Regions from separate parts of the Mus musculus genome. Here region 1 is linked to region 2. Evidence: chromatin loops called from intact Hi-C (ENCODE). Cell type or tissue: heart. All regions are shown on one strand. Each heading gives the region's core, and the rest is flanking DNA. Links, peaks and the distances in the headings are about the cores only. Region 1 holds the start of Hacd4 (3-hydroxyacyl-CoA dehydratase 4). Region 2 has its middle 26 kb from the start of Ifnb1.

Region 1 (8,580 bases), core at 449-8,448, 59 kb after region 2:
GTTCTTTAGGATGTGTAATGCTGTAAACATTTCCCCTAGGGAAGCACAACTAAAGTGTTTCAATAATTTAAAGATTCCTTTCAAAGACAAGATTATGTGAACTCAGAGATAACTGAGCCAACAGACCGCCAATTTCTTCTATATGAACAGATAAGTGAGAGTTCACAGCATACATTTCAGGATGGCCACCCTCAGGAAGTACTCATTGTGTTAAAATTCTGTGATGGGGAAATGCAGGCTTCCCTGGTTGATCTGTGTCCACTTTAATAAACACCTGCTGTGCCAGCCACTGTGCTAAATGCTGTGACCCTCTTTCATCTGTACATTTTCCTGCTTAATCTTCCCAACAGCTGTGGGCTCTTCACAAAAGGGAACCGTGTTTACAAAGGTTTAAGCTTGCCAGGTTCTCACTGTTAGCACAAGACATACAGCCCCCTTGGAATCTATAATCTAGAGGAGGAAGGATCTGGCTAATGATAGCCTAAGGTGTTTGTCATCTTAGACATACATTAACTCAGTGTGACTCCCACAGGGAGCTCTGGGAAAGCCTTTAAAGAATGAATAGAACTCTTTAAGGTAAATGGTGGGCTGTGAGAAGGGACGGGGAGGTAGAAGAGAAATGTCAAGTTAAAGGGAGAAGATTCACAGAGGCGCAGGGACAGAGAGTGCCTGGTGGAGTCAGAGAACACAAGGGGTGATAGACAACAAATGACACCCATGGGTCCCAGGCTAAAGATAAGATTGGACTACCAAATCAAGTCCCTCTATGAGATAGACTTCTATTTTAAGAAATGCTGTCCAGGCACTGGAGAGATGGCTCAGTGGTTAAGAACACATACTGCTCCTGCAGAGGACCTGAGCTCAGGCCAGTCTACATCCAGGGGATTGGATGCCTCTGGCTTCCACAGGCGCCTGTATTCACATGCACTCACCCATACATGCATACGTACATACATATGTACCTACATATACATAAATATAATTTAAAATAAAATACAGGTTTAAAAAGGAAGAAAGACTTTCTGTAGCCTTGCACAAATCTCTGACTGCGAATGGGGTGGGGTAAAGGTAGCTCCACATCACTGCCTGGGCCTCAGGAACACGTGCACTGGGTTTGTCTTCCAAGGGAAGAGAGGAATTTCACTTCTCATCTAGACAGATTTATCGTAATAATTCTTGTACCCATTTCCTTGGAAAATTCTTGTACCTATTTCTGCTGGATGGGGAAGGTTTCATTGCCGTTGTTGTTATTTTTGTTGGTTAATTGGCCTGTTTTTCATCTGGTACTAAAATAGAATCTTTGATGTATCCGAGAGACGTAAAGCCAAGTGATGGAGTGAAGGTTCAGGAGGTGGCTGTGGAGATGGTATAGACTGGGTTGAAGAGGGCCGGCTTCAGCTCACACTGCTGCTGGAGTGTGTGAACGAATGTAGGAAGTTAGTAGTTGCTCTAACTGATAAGACTGTATTGGGTGGGGATACTTTGCAATGATGCCAGAGTTTTAAACCTAAGTAGCTCTGAGAATGGTGACTTCGCTGTAGAAAAGTAGGCAGTGATCTAAGAAGGAAGGCGGTAAGCTCATTTGAAACAGTTTTAACTGGAAATAATGAAACTCTCACAAAGCAATACCCAGAAACCGTCCCAAGGCCAGAGCTAGTATTCAGAAGAGAGTCGGAAAGGCTTCGAAGAGATGGAGCTGTGCACGGTGATTGTCTCTGCAGAAGAGCTGACCTAGGGCCTACCTCTGAGGAAGCAGAGGGAGGATGCTGTGCAGAGAGGCAGGGCATGGGAGTCATAGCCATATGCAGAGTTGGAGAAGTGAAGGGAGGGCAGGAGAAGGATGAAGAAGAGTTTGCTGATAAAGGACCTCTTCTCGGGCAGACACCCTGTCCTCCCAGCTCCAGTCTGTCCAGAACCCCTGGCTTCTGCTGGGTTTGGGCACAGATGGCTTTGGAAATAGTTTCTTGTCTATGTGTTGTTTGCTCTTAAGCTCACAGATTCACGTCCTATAATTGAAGCCCGAGGGACAGTAGAAAGGACTTGGGGAACCCTGAGAGTAGTTTCGGGAGTGTTGGGAGTCCAAACTGTAAGGTACATGGAGCAAAAGGGTGATAGGAAATGAGATAGGGCCCTGGATGTTGATGGCAGATGACAAAGGTTTGAGGGGGGTGTTTAAAAGAGGGGTTCTAAACTCTGGGGTTAGAGATCTGAAAATGCACCCCCTTCCCTCCACCCCTCCAGATAGGGTCTCCCTCTGTACTCAGGGTGCCTGGAACTCACTGTGTAGCCCAGGCTGATGCTGAAGGCGGAATCAGCTCCCCACCTCGGCTTCTAGAGTGCTGGGGTTACGGGTGTGAACGACCACGTGACATGAATTTGTTCCTACACTGCCATGAAGGCCAGTGTACAGGAGACAATGGAGACAGTTGAGAGGACAGTGCAGCCTCTGCCAAGGGGCTTGAGAAGGAACGGAGGCTACAGAGGAGCTGGCCCCTGGTGGGGGGCGGGGAGACACGGAACAGTGGGACATCTAAGAGGCAGACTCTGTGACAGCTATGAGGAAGGAAACCATGACCCAAGAAGAAAAATTGCTGACTGTAACTTCTAACCCTGCTGTTTATCAGCTGTGTGACCTGTGGTGAGTGACAATATTTCTTAAGGCCTCAACTTCCTTTTTGGTAAGATGGAAGCACTACCTTCCAACTCCAGCAACTATATGTAACTGTTCCACTTGTGGGTTTTGGGGGAGTTTTTTTCTTTTCTTTTTTTTTTCTTTATTTTTTCCCATTTCTTCTTTTTCTTTTTTGGTGGTGGCGGTGGTTTTTTTTTTTTTTTTTTTTTTTTTGGGAAAATACTTTGGGGAGCTGTTTTGTTCTCTTCACCTGGTAGAACAGAATAATTGGAATCTGATCTTCACGAACCCAGGAGGTGGGTCACTCTGTCTAGGAGATGGGATGCCATTGTCCCAAGAAACCAGGAAAAGATGTGTGGGAGTGTTGGCCATGGGCAGCGACATTAACTTAAGCGAATAACATTAACTTAATGACATTAAACATTAAATAAATGACATTAACTTAAATGAACAAAAGCATTTATGCACACCACTGCCACCCAGGTCTCTAAGTGTCAGGGATGGATTTCTGGAGGGCTCTGGCTCATGTTTGAACAGATATTGGGCCATTTGCCCTTAGCTTTCCTTCCTGAACCGTTCTCCTACCTTAGGGCTTCTAAGAAAGGCCCTGGCCACCCTGAGGATCATGCAACCTTAGAGCTAGTTATATCCAGTTAAGAGTATAGGCAGGTGAACTTAGGGGTCTCCAGCCACAGATCAGTAGCCTGGGATCAGTTTGGAAAGCCTCGGGCGGATGTGCTTGTTCATCCCGCATACTTTCTATGCCTGGCCAGCTCTCCTAGGGCAGCATGGCAGGAATTTGACTTTCATCTCCTGCCCATCTCCTGACCTCTGCTTTTTTTCAAAACTTGCTGAGTGTGTTGAGGCCCCGCCCTTCCCGAGCCCAGCCTGAGGCGTCCCGCCCCTACCGCTTTCCCAGCCCACTCCTGCTGCTTCCCGGAGGTGCCAGAGGAGCAGACTGTGGCCCATGGGGCCCTCGGTGCTGCCAGCCTGGCTGCAGCCCAGGTAGGATTAGGGGGCTGCGGGGAGGGAGGGGCCAGGGAACTGGGCAGAAGCCCACCCATCGGCTTTCACTCCCGCGAAGCTCCTGACTGTTTAACACTGCTCCTTCTGCCTGGTAGTGGATTGCATTTTCTCCTCCATAGCTCAGGACAGAGGCTTTGCTGTTTCCTTCGGTTTTTTAGTTTTGGAGATGAGGAAATGGAAGGGTGGGCTGCAAGGCCACCTCTTCTCTTTGTGCGCTCCCACAAGTTCTTCTCTTCCTTGTCCTTGCTGCGCCCTAGATTTTGGCACAGGGTGATTTTGACAGCATCCTGTAGCAGCAGCATCTGTCACAGGCCAGATTCCAGGGAAACTAGGGCCTGGGGGGAGTGCTTACCTGAAGCCTGGTGATGCTGATTGGCTTGCAGTTTTCCCCTTTTAACCCCTATAGCAGTTTTGGTCATCTGTTGACTGCTCCATAGAGTTTGCTTATATATCTTGTTTCTCAGAAGTTTCCAACTAAGAGAAGTCATTGTTAACACTAACAAGGCCACTCTACACATCCTTGTGCACACCGGGAAGCCCTTCACCTCCTTTTCCAGCTCCTCAAACCAAGAATCACCAATCTTCTTTTTTAAATTCAGTTTACACCCTGGCTGTCCTCTCCCCAGGAACCCACACACACACACAGCTTTACACTCAGCTTGACTTCCTTTTTTTTTTTTTGGCTGAGCAACTAAACTGCTTTCTATGTGCATTTGATGGAGAGAACTAGCTTCCCTTGTAAAATACAACAGGAGGCAGGGCCAGGAAGAACGAGAGTGCAACCCCAATCACAAAAGTCAGGTGTGTTCAATGACTGAGTCATAATCCAATTGTGACCACTCCCCTTTGATAACTGTAAGCCAGCTCTTTCAAGTTAATTTGGCAAGCTGAGCTACTGGAGTTCAAGCTGCCCAAATCAGTCCCTTTGCGTCAGTGTTTCTTCCCTGTCCCCTTCAACTTTCAAAGCTTTTCTCATAGTGGCTGAAAGTGTTAGAGAAACAAGGTTAGAATGTTATCAAAGATGAGAATGAAGTGTGGAAAAGAACTACCTTTGGTTTTAAGCAATCTCAGTCAACATACTCTTGTTAGATAAATTCATCCCATCGGACTCTCATGGGTTTGGAGGGACAACCCAGTGAAAGACCCCAATATAGAACTCTGACCTGGAACAGTTTTCTTTTGCTTGCTCAGTTTGACTGGTACATTACATTAAAAGATGTGTTTAATGGCATTTTTCTGTATTTATAGGTATAGGAAGAATGTATATCTTTTCATCTATTACTTAATTCAGTTCTGTGGCCACTCATGGATACTGGCAAATATGACAGTCAGATTCTTCTCATTTGGGAAAGGTAAACACTCCTAAATGGTTTCGATTTCTAACTATTATCCCTGGATTCATCTGGCCTCACTGATTTTCATTTTGAACTTCTTGCATCCTGCATCTGGAACCATTCACGTCTCTGGAGTTTGTTTTTCCATAAGTATACTTAACTATTTCAGACTTAAAGGGAGAAGATGAGACCAGGCGAGAGGGGCCTGTCTTGCCCCAGAGCTGCCAGTTTGCTCTGAAAGCAAAAACCTATCTTTGGAATGTTCCATTTTGGTTCTGCACAAAACTCATAAATTAAACACATTTTGAAAAGTCTGTAAGTTCCAGCCTGACATTCTGTGCAGAGCAATGAGAAATTAATAAAATTCCTCCACTGCGTACTCATCCCCAGACTTAGGGTAGCTGGAGATGGCCAGTAACTGAATGACAGACAAACTTTATGCCCCCAAGACCCTGTTTGATCCCTCAAGAAGTAATACGTACATGACACACACACCGATGACTAGTCACCGACAAGCAGTTGGTATTGATGACTTGAATCATAAGCTTCCTTCAGTTTCCTAAAAAGTCAAGAATTCATGCTTTAAACTATTCACTTCAGATTGTTAAAGAGTGAATCACCAAGTGACTGTCAAAACAACCTTCTCTGAGTCCCATCCCCACATGAGTAAGTGTCATTACAGTTTACAACTGTTTGGTGACTTGACAATTTGAGCAACTGCTGGTTTAGCTAAAAACAAACACGAGCGTAGCTGGAAAAAAAAAACATGCTGAACTCATCAATCAAGTCTCCTGTATCACACTCATCTGTTAGACAGTAACAAACTCTCCTGTGTCTCTCAGTCTTACTGAAAATGTATACAATCTTGCCTTTGTTATTAATCTCAAAGCCAAAGCAGAAGGCTTGAATGTCAACCATGAGAGCTGAGAGTTTTCAACCAGAGGAAGACTGAGACACAAGTGGTAGGAGGCCATCAGCTCTGTAACCTTGTTAGGATAGGCTGTGTGATCAGACTGCAGCTCATTTACACCCCAGGCCCCAGTCAAGAATTCTGATGTGGCCCTAACCCTAGAGTGGGCGAAGTAGCCTTAGCCAAATGTCTTGCCACTATAATTGTAGCAGCTACTGTGATTAGATAAACAGAACTGGTCTGTTCATTGGAAATGAAGCCTGAGAACAATGGAATGGGAGACCGGTTCCATTCCCTAAGCCAGTGTCTCTCAATCTTCCTAATGCTGGGACTCTTTAATATAGTTCCTCATGTTGTGGTGACACCCCCAACCCCACCATCATAAAATTATTTCATTGCTACTTCATAAATGTAATCTTCTAGTTATGAATCCTAATGTAAATATTTGATATGTTGGATATCTGATATATGACCCCCGTGGAAGGTTGTGTGAGCCTGCAAGGGGGTTCTAGCTCACAGGCTGAGAAGCTGCTCTAGGCAATGATTCAAGCTGATCAAGAGCAACAGAGCCTTGAACTTGTGTGACCCCACTATCTTCTTCTGTCAGGACTGTGTAATGGTAGGTACAGGCAGAGGGTAAGAGTATGGACTACTAGTGTGTCAGCAATTGTGTCTCAGAGGGGCATGTGATGGGGCATTTATTTAAAAAAAAAACCACCAAGATAAGACTCTCCAGTGCCTGGTCAGTTATAATCATACAAACACCTGGAATCCAGTAAAAACAGAAAAATCTCCCTTCAAGACTCTGAATGGGGCAGGATTTTATTGAAGATCTTAAAGCAACACGTTTGTCATCAGAGGACCAACTGTTCCCTTCTATTCCAGTTCCCTCTAAGGCGAATACCTCAGTCGTGTCTTCTCATAATGCCAACTCCAAAGTTCAGTGCTCAAAACAAAGCCAGAGTCACTAGTCCCATCTGTGTACAGGACCCAAGCACGAGCAAATGTGGTGTGTGACGTCTCAGCACCACAGTGTCATTTCCATAAAATTTCTATGAAATCAGTTTTCTCATTGCCCTCTTTCTCAATGAAAAAGCTGAACATATCAGCTTTTAGTAACTTCACCTCCAAGTGATCTACATGTCAAGGGGTTTAGATTCTGATGGATTATGTTTGTGTCAGAATTGCTTAAGAATCTCATACATTGGAAATAAATACAATAACCCTGGCTGTGAAGACTTTCTAAGTTTCCATTCTTTTTGGAAGAGAACCAAGTACAAAGAACTATACATACATTCTCTAAGTACCTCAGTACTTCTTGTGAGTATCACAGTACTTTCTAGGGATGTATCACATTGCTACGAGTTAGTAGCTTATTTAAAATAATTTTTGTACATACAATAAATGCATCTTGTCTGTATTTTGCTATGCCCTGCAAATGTGTGTTCAGATGCAGTTTTGACTCACAATGTCCGTATTTGTTTGTCATTCACTAACACAGATTCCATGGCCGACACGTTTTACGCTATTGGGTTAGTTATGCGGGTTTGCCAATCCATTTCCCTTTTGGAACTTCTGCACATTTACATTGGCATTGAGTCGAATCAGCTTTTCCCACGGTTTTTGCAGGTAAGTTTAACCATGCTGTTATTGTAGAGTCTCGTTAAGTGTTTATTTTGTCCTATTTATAGCCCCGAGAATTTGTTCACAGGATTCCGTTACCTAAGCCACAACAGTTAGAATGGCCCATTGGCAGTGTTTGGGAAGTGCCACTGGCTGGTGTGTGCACGGCCTGGATCCTCTTCTGGAGAGTCCATGGCCATTTACCCTCTACATGTGTCTTTCTGAGGCAGAGCAGAAGTGGAAAGGATCAGAGTTGATGATTTTACTGTGATGCCTGGCTCTTCTATGGACCACTCTGAGGTTATGCTATCACAACCACAGGGCTTGATGGGAAAGAATAGGGGATTAAAAACAAAAAAGTGTTTGTTTTAACAGCAGGTTGACAGAATATTGAAAATTCACTTGTATATACTCCACATAGGTAATCATTGCTAGATTAAAACAAAAAAAATTAAATGGTGTTTTCCATGAAGACAAAATAAGTTTTGAGTTACTACATGGATATATATCTTAACAACTCCAGGATATGGAATTGCCATCGAGATGAGCATAATTTTAGGTATCCTCAAAAGAAATCTGAAAACAAACTGTTTCCTAAAAAATCAGAATCTTAATGTATTTAAATGCCTGGCAAAATGCTTGGTATATAAACACAGAGCTTAAAACTGGCAGGGTGTAGTGTTATATATCCTTGTGTTAATTTGCTTGAAGTAACATGAAAATTTAAAGGATACAAATAACGGCTTAATCTTCATGTATCTAATAAGAGCCTAGTATTATAAATATTAACTATAGATGGGTACGGCAAGAAAGGGTTGGCAAGATGTCCAGGTAAGGGCATTTGCCATTGAGTATGATGACCTGAGTTTAATTTCTGGAACTCACATTGTAGAGGGAAAAATTAACTTCTATAGTTGTCCTCTGACCTCCATTCATGCATAGCAGCAGGAGAGTGTGGGGGCATGTGCATGTGTCTGGGTGCACACACAGATACACAGACACAAATGTTTTAAAAGGTATGGGGTAGATTTCATTTTACTTACTAAATAAAAATA
Region 2 (8,580 bases), core at 104-8,103:
GAAATGGTTTCTAGTTAATGAGCAGCTCCCGAGAAGGTTAGGATTAAGGACCCCTGGGACCAAGATAAAATTCACTGTCCCTCAAACCAGTTTGATCTGACCACGCACTTTTCATTTATTTTTGGTGGCTTGGGATATTCTCAACTTTGTGTATTAATAAGATTATTTTTTATCACTGTTAAATACTCATATAAGTTACTTTATTATTGAAACACTATTATATTTAATGACTTATTATTTTTAAAGTTAAACATGCTCTTTACGATTTTTTCTTTATTTTTTTCTTAGAAAGTTATTTTATTAGAATTTTAAACAATTTAGAGACATTCTTCCTTTTTTTTCATTTTATATTAGTTATTTAGCTCATTTACATTTCCAATGCTATACCAAAAGTCCCCCATACCCACCCACCCCCACTCCCCTACGCACCTACTCCCCCTTTTAGGCCCTGGCGTTCCCTTGTACTGGGGCATATAAAGTTTGCGTGTCCAATGGGCCTCTCTTTCCAGTGATGGCCGACTAGGCCATCTTTTGATACATATGTAGCTAGAGTCAAGAGCTCCGGGGTACTGGTTAGTTCATAATGTTGATCCACCTATAGGGTTGCAGATCCCTTTAGCTCCTTGGGTTCTTTCTCTAGCTCCTCCATTGGGAGCCCTGTGATCCATCCATTAGCTGACTGTGAGCATCCACTTCTGTGTTTGCTAGGCCCCGGGATAGTCTCACAAGAGACAGCTACATCTGGGTCCTTTCAATAAAATCTTGCTAGTGTATGCAATGGTGTCAGCGTTTGGATGCTGATTATGGGGTGGATCCCTGGATATGACAGTCTCTACATGGTCCATCCTTTCATCTCAGCTCCAAACTTTGTCTCTGTAACTCCTTCCATGGGTGTTTTGTTCCCACTTCTAAGGGGGGACATAGTGTCCACACTTCAGTCTTCATTTTTCTTGAGTTTCATGTGTTTAGGAAATTGTATCTTATATCTTGGGTATCCTAGGCTTTGGGCTAATATCCACTTATCAGTGAGTACATATTGTGTGAGTTCCTTTGTGAATGTGTTACCTCACTCAGGATGATGCCCTCCAGGTCCATCCATTTGCCTAGGAATTTCATAAATTTATTCTTTTTAATAGCTGAGTAGTATTCCATTGTGTAAATGTACCACATTTTCTGTATCCATTCCTCTGTTGAGGGGCATCTAGGTTCTTTCCAGCTTCTGGCTATTATAAATAAGGCTGCTATGAACATAGTGGAGCATGTGTCCTTCTTACCAGTTGGGGCATCTTCTGGATATATGCCCAGGAGAGGTATTGCTGGATCCTCCGGTAGTACTATGTCCAATTTTCTGAGGAACCGCCAGACTGATTTCCAGAGTGGTTGTACAAGCCTGCAATCCCACCAACAATGGAGGAGTGTTCCTCTTTCTCCACATCCACGCCAGCATCTGCTGTCACCTGAATTTTTGATCTTAGCCATTCTGACTGGTGTGAGGTGGAATCTTAGGGTTGTTTTGATTTGTATTTCCCTGATGATTAAGGATGTTGAACATTTTTTCAGGTGCTTCTCTGCCATTCAGTATTCCTCAGGTGAGAATTCTTTGTTCAATTCTGAGCCCCATTTTTTTTTCCATTTTTTATTAGGTATTTAGCTCATTTACATTTCCAATGTTATACCAAAAGTCCCCCATATCCACCCACCCCCACTCCCCTGCCCACCCACTCCCCCTTTTTGGCCCTGGTGTTCCCCTGTACTGGGGCATATAAAGTTTGCAAGTCCAATGGGCCTCTCTTTCCAGTGATGGCCGACTAGGCCATCTTTTGATATATATTCTGAGCCCCATTTTTAATGGGGTTATTTGATTTTCTGAAGTCCACCTTCTTGAGTTCTTTATATATGTTGGATATTAGTCCTCTATCTGATTTATCTAATTCCAGTTCTGCACAAACTATTTCACAAAATAGAAGTAGAAGGTACTCTATCCAACTCATTTTATGAAGCCACTATTACTCTGATACCTAAACCACAGAAAGATCCAACAAAGATAGAGAACTTCAGACCAATTTCTCTTATGAATATCTATGCAAAAATCCTCAATACAATTCTCGCTAACCGAATCCAAGAACACATTAAAGCAATCATCCATCCTGACCAAGTAGGTTTTATTCCAGGGATGCAGGGATGGTTTAATATATGAAAATCCATCAATGTAATCCATTATATAAACAAACTCAAAGACAAAAACCACATAATCATCTCGTTAGATGCAGAAAAAGCATTTGACAAGATCCAACACCCATTCATGATAAAAGTTCTGGAAAGATCAGGAATTCAAGGCCCATACCTAAACATGATAAAAGCAATCTACAGCAAACCAGTAGCCAACATCAAAGTAAATGGAGAGAAGCTGGAAGCAATCCCACTAAAATCAGGGACTAGACAAGGCTGTCCACTTTCTCCCTACCTTTTCAACATAGTACTTGAAGTATTAGCCAGAGCAATTCGACAACAAAAGGAGATCAAGGGGATACAAATTGGAAAAGAGGAAGTCAAAATATCACTTTTTGCAGATGATATGATAGTATATATAAGTGACCCTAAAAATTCCACCAGAGAACTCCTAAACCTGATAAACAGCTTCAATAAAGTAGCTGGATATAAAATTAACTCAAACAAGTCAATGGCCTTTCTCTACACAAAGAATAAACAGGCTGAGAAAGAAATTAGGGAAACAACACCCTTCTCAATAGTCACAAATAATATAAAATATCTCGGCGTGACTCTAACTAAGGAAGTGAAAGATCTGTATGATAAAAACTTCAAGTCTCTGAAGAAAGAAATTAAAGAAGATCTCAGAAGATGGAAAGGTCTCCCATGCTCATGGATTGGCAGGATCAACATTGTAAAAATGGCTATCTTGCCAAAAGCAATCTACAGATTCAATGCAATCCCCATCAAAATTCCAACTCAATTCTTCAACGAATTAGAAGGAGCAATTTGCAAATTCATCTGGAATAACAAAAAACCTAGGATAGCAAAAACTCTTCTCAAGGATAAAAGAACCTCTGGTGGAATCACCATGCCTGACCTAAAGCTTTACTACAGAGCAATTGTGATAAAAACTGCATGGTACTGGTATAGAGACAGACAAGTAGACCAATGGAATAGAATTGAAGACCCAGAAATGAACCCACACACCTATGGTCACTTGATCTTCGACAAGGGAGCTAAAACCATCCAGTGGAAGAAAGACAGCATTTTCAACAATTGGTGCTGGCACAACTGGTTGTTATCGTGTAGAAGAATGTGAATCGATCCATACTTATCTCCTTGTACTAAGGTCAAATCTAAGTGGATCAAGGAACTTCACATAAAACCAGAGACACTGAAACTTATAGAGGAGCAAGTGGGGGAAAGCCTTGAAGATATGGGCACAGGGGAAAAATTCCTGAACAGAACAGCAATGGCTTGTGCTGTAAGATCAAGAATTGACAAATGGGACCTAATGAAACTCCAAAGTTTCTGCAAGGCAAAAGACACCGTCAATAAGACAAAAAGACCTCCAACAGATTGGGAAAGGATCTTTACCTATCCCAAATCAGATAAAGCTCTTTACTTTTTATAACCAGCACCTCTTACATTCATTATTGTTTTAGCTTTGTTCAAGAGGATTCTTTCGACTACTCGTTTGACCAACAATATTAACTGTCTTCGAGTCATCTCTCCATCTAGAAGGGAAAAACTGTCTTTTAGAAGAACCAGATTAACAGGACAAACAGCCTTATAAAGAAAACTGTGGTTGTGGTAGAATAATTAGCATTTTCTGTTCTCATGGAGTCTGAAAGTTGGGCAGGGGAAGCAGGAACTGGCTCCTTTCCAAACCCACAGTTTGCCAATCTGATAATCTGAGTGATTTATTTTGTTCCCTAAGAGAAGGGAAACAGAGGAAGGCTGGAAACAAAGATGCTGGCAGAGATGGAGAGTCGAGCAGAGCTGCTGCCTTGATAAGTTGTCTTGCACTGTATCAGCAGGGTAGACTGGGTGATTTATAAAGAAGTCTAAGGTCAAGGCATCTGCAGGTTGAGCCTGTGATCAGGACCTGCTTCCAGGCTAATGGACGGCTGCCCTTTGTTGTGTTCCCAAAAGGTTGGAAGAGCAAACAACCTTTATCCCTCCAAGAGGGCTCTATCATCCGGACCAAATCCTCGCCATGGGTGTTAGGATTCAAACATGTGACACACAAATTTTCAGATCATATCTAGTAAAACAATGGGACAGGAACTCCCAAGACACTCTGCTCCCTGCTCTGCTAAACTGAGATTTGGAACAGCCCAGGTGTCCAGACCCTTCCTCGATTTCCTATCACCACATTCCTGGCTGTATCCCCCACCCAACCCATAAGTAACGGATCATCAATCTGCACCATGTTGTTTTGGTTTTCCTTTTTGATATTATCTTTAAGCCTTCAGGTAGCCAGACAATATTCTCGATATCATCACAATGTTTAGGTTTTTAAAAAGTATTTTTGTTTTCTAGGTGCAATTGAGGGCTAACTTGAGTTTTAAAACCAGGATGAGAAGATTCCGATCACTAGGGCGAGTGGCTGAGTGGGAGCGAGATTCCAGGACCATTTGCCTTCACTAAGTAAGCCAGTTGTTTACAATTACAGTCATTCATTTCTACAGCAGAGGCTTGAGTTGCAAATGCAGAAATAATTTTTAAAATGTTGCTGTTCATCTCCAGGACTAACTCTGAAATTGACTAAGTCATATTTCACTGTAAGTTCGTTCCTGAACCTAAGTTACTGATGACTAAAGGCTAAATTTCTCCTATGTAGACTGTCATCCAATAGCACTTTCTGAAACATTTGAAGATATTTCTGCTGCCTGTTGTGTAGAACTGTCTTCCGAGCCCAGCAACTGCCATCTTGGTGAATTCAGCTGTGCCCACCTGCAAAAAGGTTAATATCCCAACTGGGCTCCTTGACAAAAGTTTATGTCCCTTCACAGAAGGGTGAGGAGGGCCATGAAGCCCTCCAGAGTATTCAGATGCTCCCTACCACCTGTTGTGTGGCACACTGTCTTAATTGCGTGCTCCCTTGAGCAAGGGCTAGAGAGTGGGGAGAATAGAGGAGAGGGGTTCCATCTACCCTGCAACAGGGAAGCCATCGGTCTTGCAGCATAAAGCTTTCCTGGTGCAGCACTCCTGAAAGAAGCCTAAGCTCTGCAAGGAAGCTGGATAAGCTTGTTATTGTTCTCCAGAATGGGCTTAGGTTGTCCTTGCGACCTCAGGAGGATGGGTGGACCTTATTTCGGTCTCCCCAAGGGAAGGGATTTTAACTGCATTGCCTGGGTACTATAGACAGCAACCACATGACTACTGAACACTCTAAATGTGCCTAGTGTGACAAGAATCGATTTTGAAATTAGCTTCTAAGTAAGTTTGATTTCAATGCTACACATACCTAGTCACTGTCACATTGGACGACCCAATTCTACAACCCCAAGAATTCCTGAATAAGAGGAAACACATGAGAGAAGACAATTTCCTGAAACTACCTGGTTCATTTTTGATATGAACACAACCTCCATAAAAACAACATTTATCTAACTACTTAGCCTAGAGAGCAGACCTTTCAGTCAGACATTTGCCAGTCATTCCCTCTGTCCAATATTCTCTCAGGTGTTGCCCCATTTATTGCTATCTGGAAAACGAGGAATTTTAGTAATTTATTTTCCACTGACTTTCTCCCAATAGGCATAAGCTCTAAAACCCAAGCATTTTGAGTGTTTTATTTATTTATACATTTATGTACATGTCTGCATAAAGACCCATGCACACATGCAAATGAATAGCCACCCATAGTAAGTACAGCCCACATCCTTGCCATATAACAAGTACTTGAAAAATTACTGACCTGGCTATCTCATAAAGAACAGTATAGCCAGGCTTGCTCACATGTGACTTAATTTCAGCACTCAGGAGGCAGAGACAGATGGGTCTCTGTGAGTTCAAGGACAGCCTGTTCTGCACAGTAACTTCTAGGCCAGCCAGAGCTACATAATGAGAACCTGCATAGCTACTGTTTTTCAAAGTTTACTTTTAATAATGGTTCTTACATGCTTTATCCCCCCCTTCTAGCCCACCACCCAGCAGAGGTGGTAGAAAAGAAAGGTTATTAGGATACAGAGAAAGTGGACCTGATTAGAAATGGTTCTTTGGAGCAAATCACATCTGCATTGTCAGGAAATCAGCAGTTCAGTTCACAGGAGGCAGCAGCTCTATCCCCTCAAAAACTCTTTATGGTTATACCGGCTGTCCAGTTCCGTTGTTGGCATGGCAGAAGCAGTGGCACTCCCTAGCAGGAACAGCTAGGCCTCACCTAAATTGGCATGGGTTAGCAGGAGGAATTAGGACCAATAGGGACACCAGGAGAAGTTCCGTGTTGTGCCTTTCTCAATGAAGCAAAGGTCATTGAAGACACCAGATCAAGAAGCATTGCAAAGCTAGCTCTATCAGCAAGCCCCTCTCACAGTCTGTTGAGTCCTATTTATACTCCCTCCAAACATCATGCGTTCTCCATGGGTCTTGCCTCACCACATATCTTGCCTCAGCATGTGAGTCTGTCTTAGCAAAACTCCATTTGAGTCTCTATCAGCTGATATCACTCTGCAAATTGGCCCAAGTCCTCAGAAGCACCAAGAAGCTGCCAGCATACCACCAGAAGTTTGTTTGTTTGTTTGTTTGTTTGTTGGTGTGTTTCTCTCTATGGAGTCACAACAAATGGTGCTCAACAACACACGTAAGGCAAACCAATACATGCATGTAGTTAGTGAAGAATCCTTAACCACACATCCCTTCACATGCTTGCCTTAGCAAAAGATCCCTGCACTTGTGCCCAATTCAGTAAAACAGTCCTTCACATGTTTGCTCCAGCAAAACACCATGCGACACAACAGACTCTCTAAAGAACTCTTAAGTTTTCACTTCAATCTGTCTCAAAAAACTTTTAAATGAATAAAAAGAATAGAAAGTAAATAGTGATGAGATAGATTGACCAGTGGATTTGCCATATTTTGAGGTTCTTTTGGACCCAGAAAAGTATTATTCAACTCAACTTACAATAATTTCGGAAACATAGAATTTATTTCAGAATTTATTGAAAGTAACAAAAGCAGCCTTTTGGTTGCACTTAAACTTATTAAACAATTATTCCCTTGGAATATGTATAGGCAATAGGCTACAACTGAACAAACTATATTCTGTGTCAAATGGCTTTGACTTTATTTAATCATCAATTCTTTCTCTCCGAGAAAAGGATTTCTTTTTGGGGGGTTATTTATTTCATTTACATTTCTAATGCTATCTCAAAAGTCCCCCACATGCTCCCCCACCCCCTCCCCCACCCACCCACTCCCACTTCTTGGCCCTGGCATTCCCCTCTACTGAGGCATATAAAGTTTGCATGACCAATGGGCCTCTCTTTCCACTGATGGCCAACTAGGCCATCTTCTGATTCATATGCAGCTAGAGACACGAGCTCCAGGGGGGTACTGGTTAATTCATAATATTGTTCCACCTATAGGGTTGCAGATCCCTTCAGCTCCTTGGGTACTTTCTCTAGCTCCTCCATTGGGGGCCCTGTGATCCATTCAATAGCTGACTGTGAGCATCCACTTCTGTGTTTGCTAGGCCCTGGCATAGTCTCACAAGAGACAGCTACATCTGGGTCCTTTCGGCAAAATCTTGCTAGTGTATGCAATGGTGAGACAAGGATTTCTAACCATAGGTAAACATGAGACTCCTCTGTGGTACTTTCTAGAACTATGTATCTGTGCCCCTCAACTCCAGTCTCCCTCATTTACAGTGGGAAAGTTCAGGCATGCAGAGTTCTGTAAATGCAGAAATGAAAACCACTGTCCTTAACACAAAGCCTCTCCTTTCTAATGTTAAGCAGGACTTGCAGCTTGCTGGAAGTTCTAGTCATTCTGACACCCTTAAGATACTCTTTACCATCAGCTGTCTTCTGCCCAACGAAGTGACCCAAATTTCCTGGGCTTGAGAGAATTTCCTGTCTTCTCTGTACTGGTGTGTTTTCCTTACACTTCCTTATTTCTGAGGCCTCCCATAGGTATACCCAGCTATTCGTTCTCTTTACCGTTTATTAACTACAGTTCTAAAATTCTTCCTCTAAGTCCATGGTTCTTGAAGTTCACACCATCCAGAAGCTTGTGGAATCAGTTTTCTTCATCTCACCCCTAGAGGTCCTGGTTCAGTTGGTTGAATGGAACCAATACTTATCATTCTGATAAGCTACCCAGTGAAGTCAAAGTTGCTGAGACCCATGCTTCAAAGGCCACTGGTCTCGGGTGATATTCCCTTCACCGGACAGGCGATGTAAAAGTCACCTACCTGGGGATACTGTTAAAATAAAACTTGTGATTCAGTACACACTTCAAGTGGAGCCTGAAGTTCACATAGCTAATTCGGGCTCAGATAAAGTCTGTTTCTTCTGGTCTGGAGACCACCCTCTAAATGTACAGTGTATAATGTTCCCTGCCCTGTGAAACTTTTCTCCCT

Evidence for each region. Peaks named below come from ENCODE experiments on the same cell type or tissue, not always from the same donor. Only the 100,000 strongest peaks of a DNase experiment are listed, where the experiment ranks them.
Region 1: a loop joins it to region 2, with 6 times the contacts of the local background. A loop is called at or near these places in 2 of 42 quality-filtered maps.

What each region holds. Positions count from the first base shown.
Region 1 is chr4:88,433,890-88,442,469 of GRCm38, reverse strand. Hacd4 (3-hydroxyacyl-CoA dehydratase 4) reads left to right here and starts at 3,555. Exons shown (of 7, transcript NM_025760.5): 1 at 3,555-3,637; 2 at 4,907-5,010; 3 at 7,404-7,531. The coding sequence starts at 3,600. In heart, for the core only: no CTCF peak of the experiment used is centred there; a DNase peak (open chromatin) is centred at 3,519; H3K4me3 peaks cover 961 bases; H3K27ac peaks cover 1,401 bases.
Region 2 is chr4:88,492,187-88,500,766 of GRCm38, reverse strand. No RefSeq gene overlaps it. Among named protein-coding and RNA genes, the nearest start is that of Ifnb1, 26 kb to the left of the region's middle. In heart, for the core only: no CTCF peak of the experiment used is centred there; a DNase peak (open chromatin) is centred at 4,136.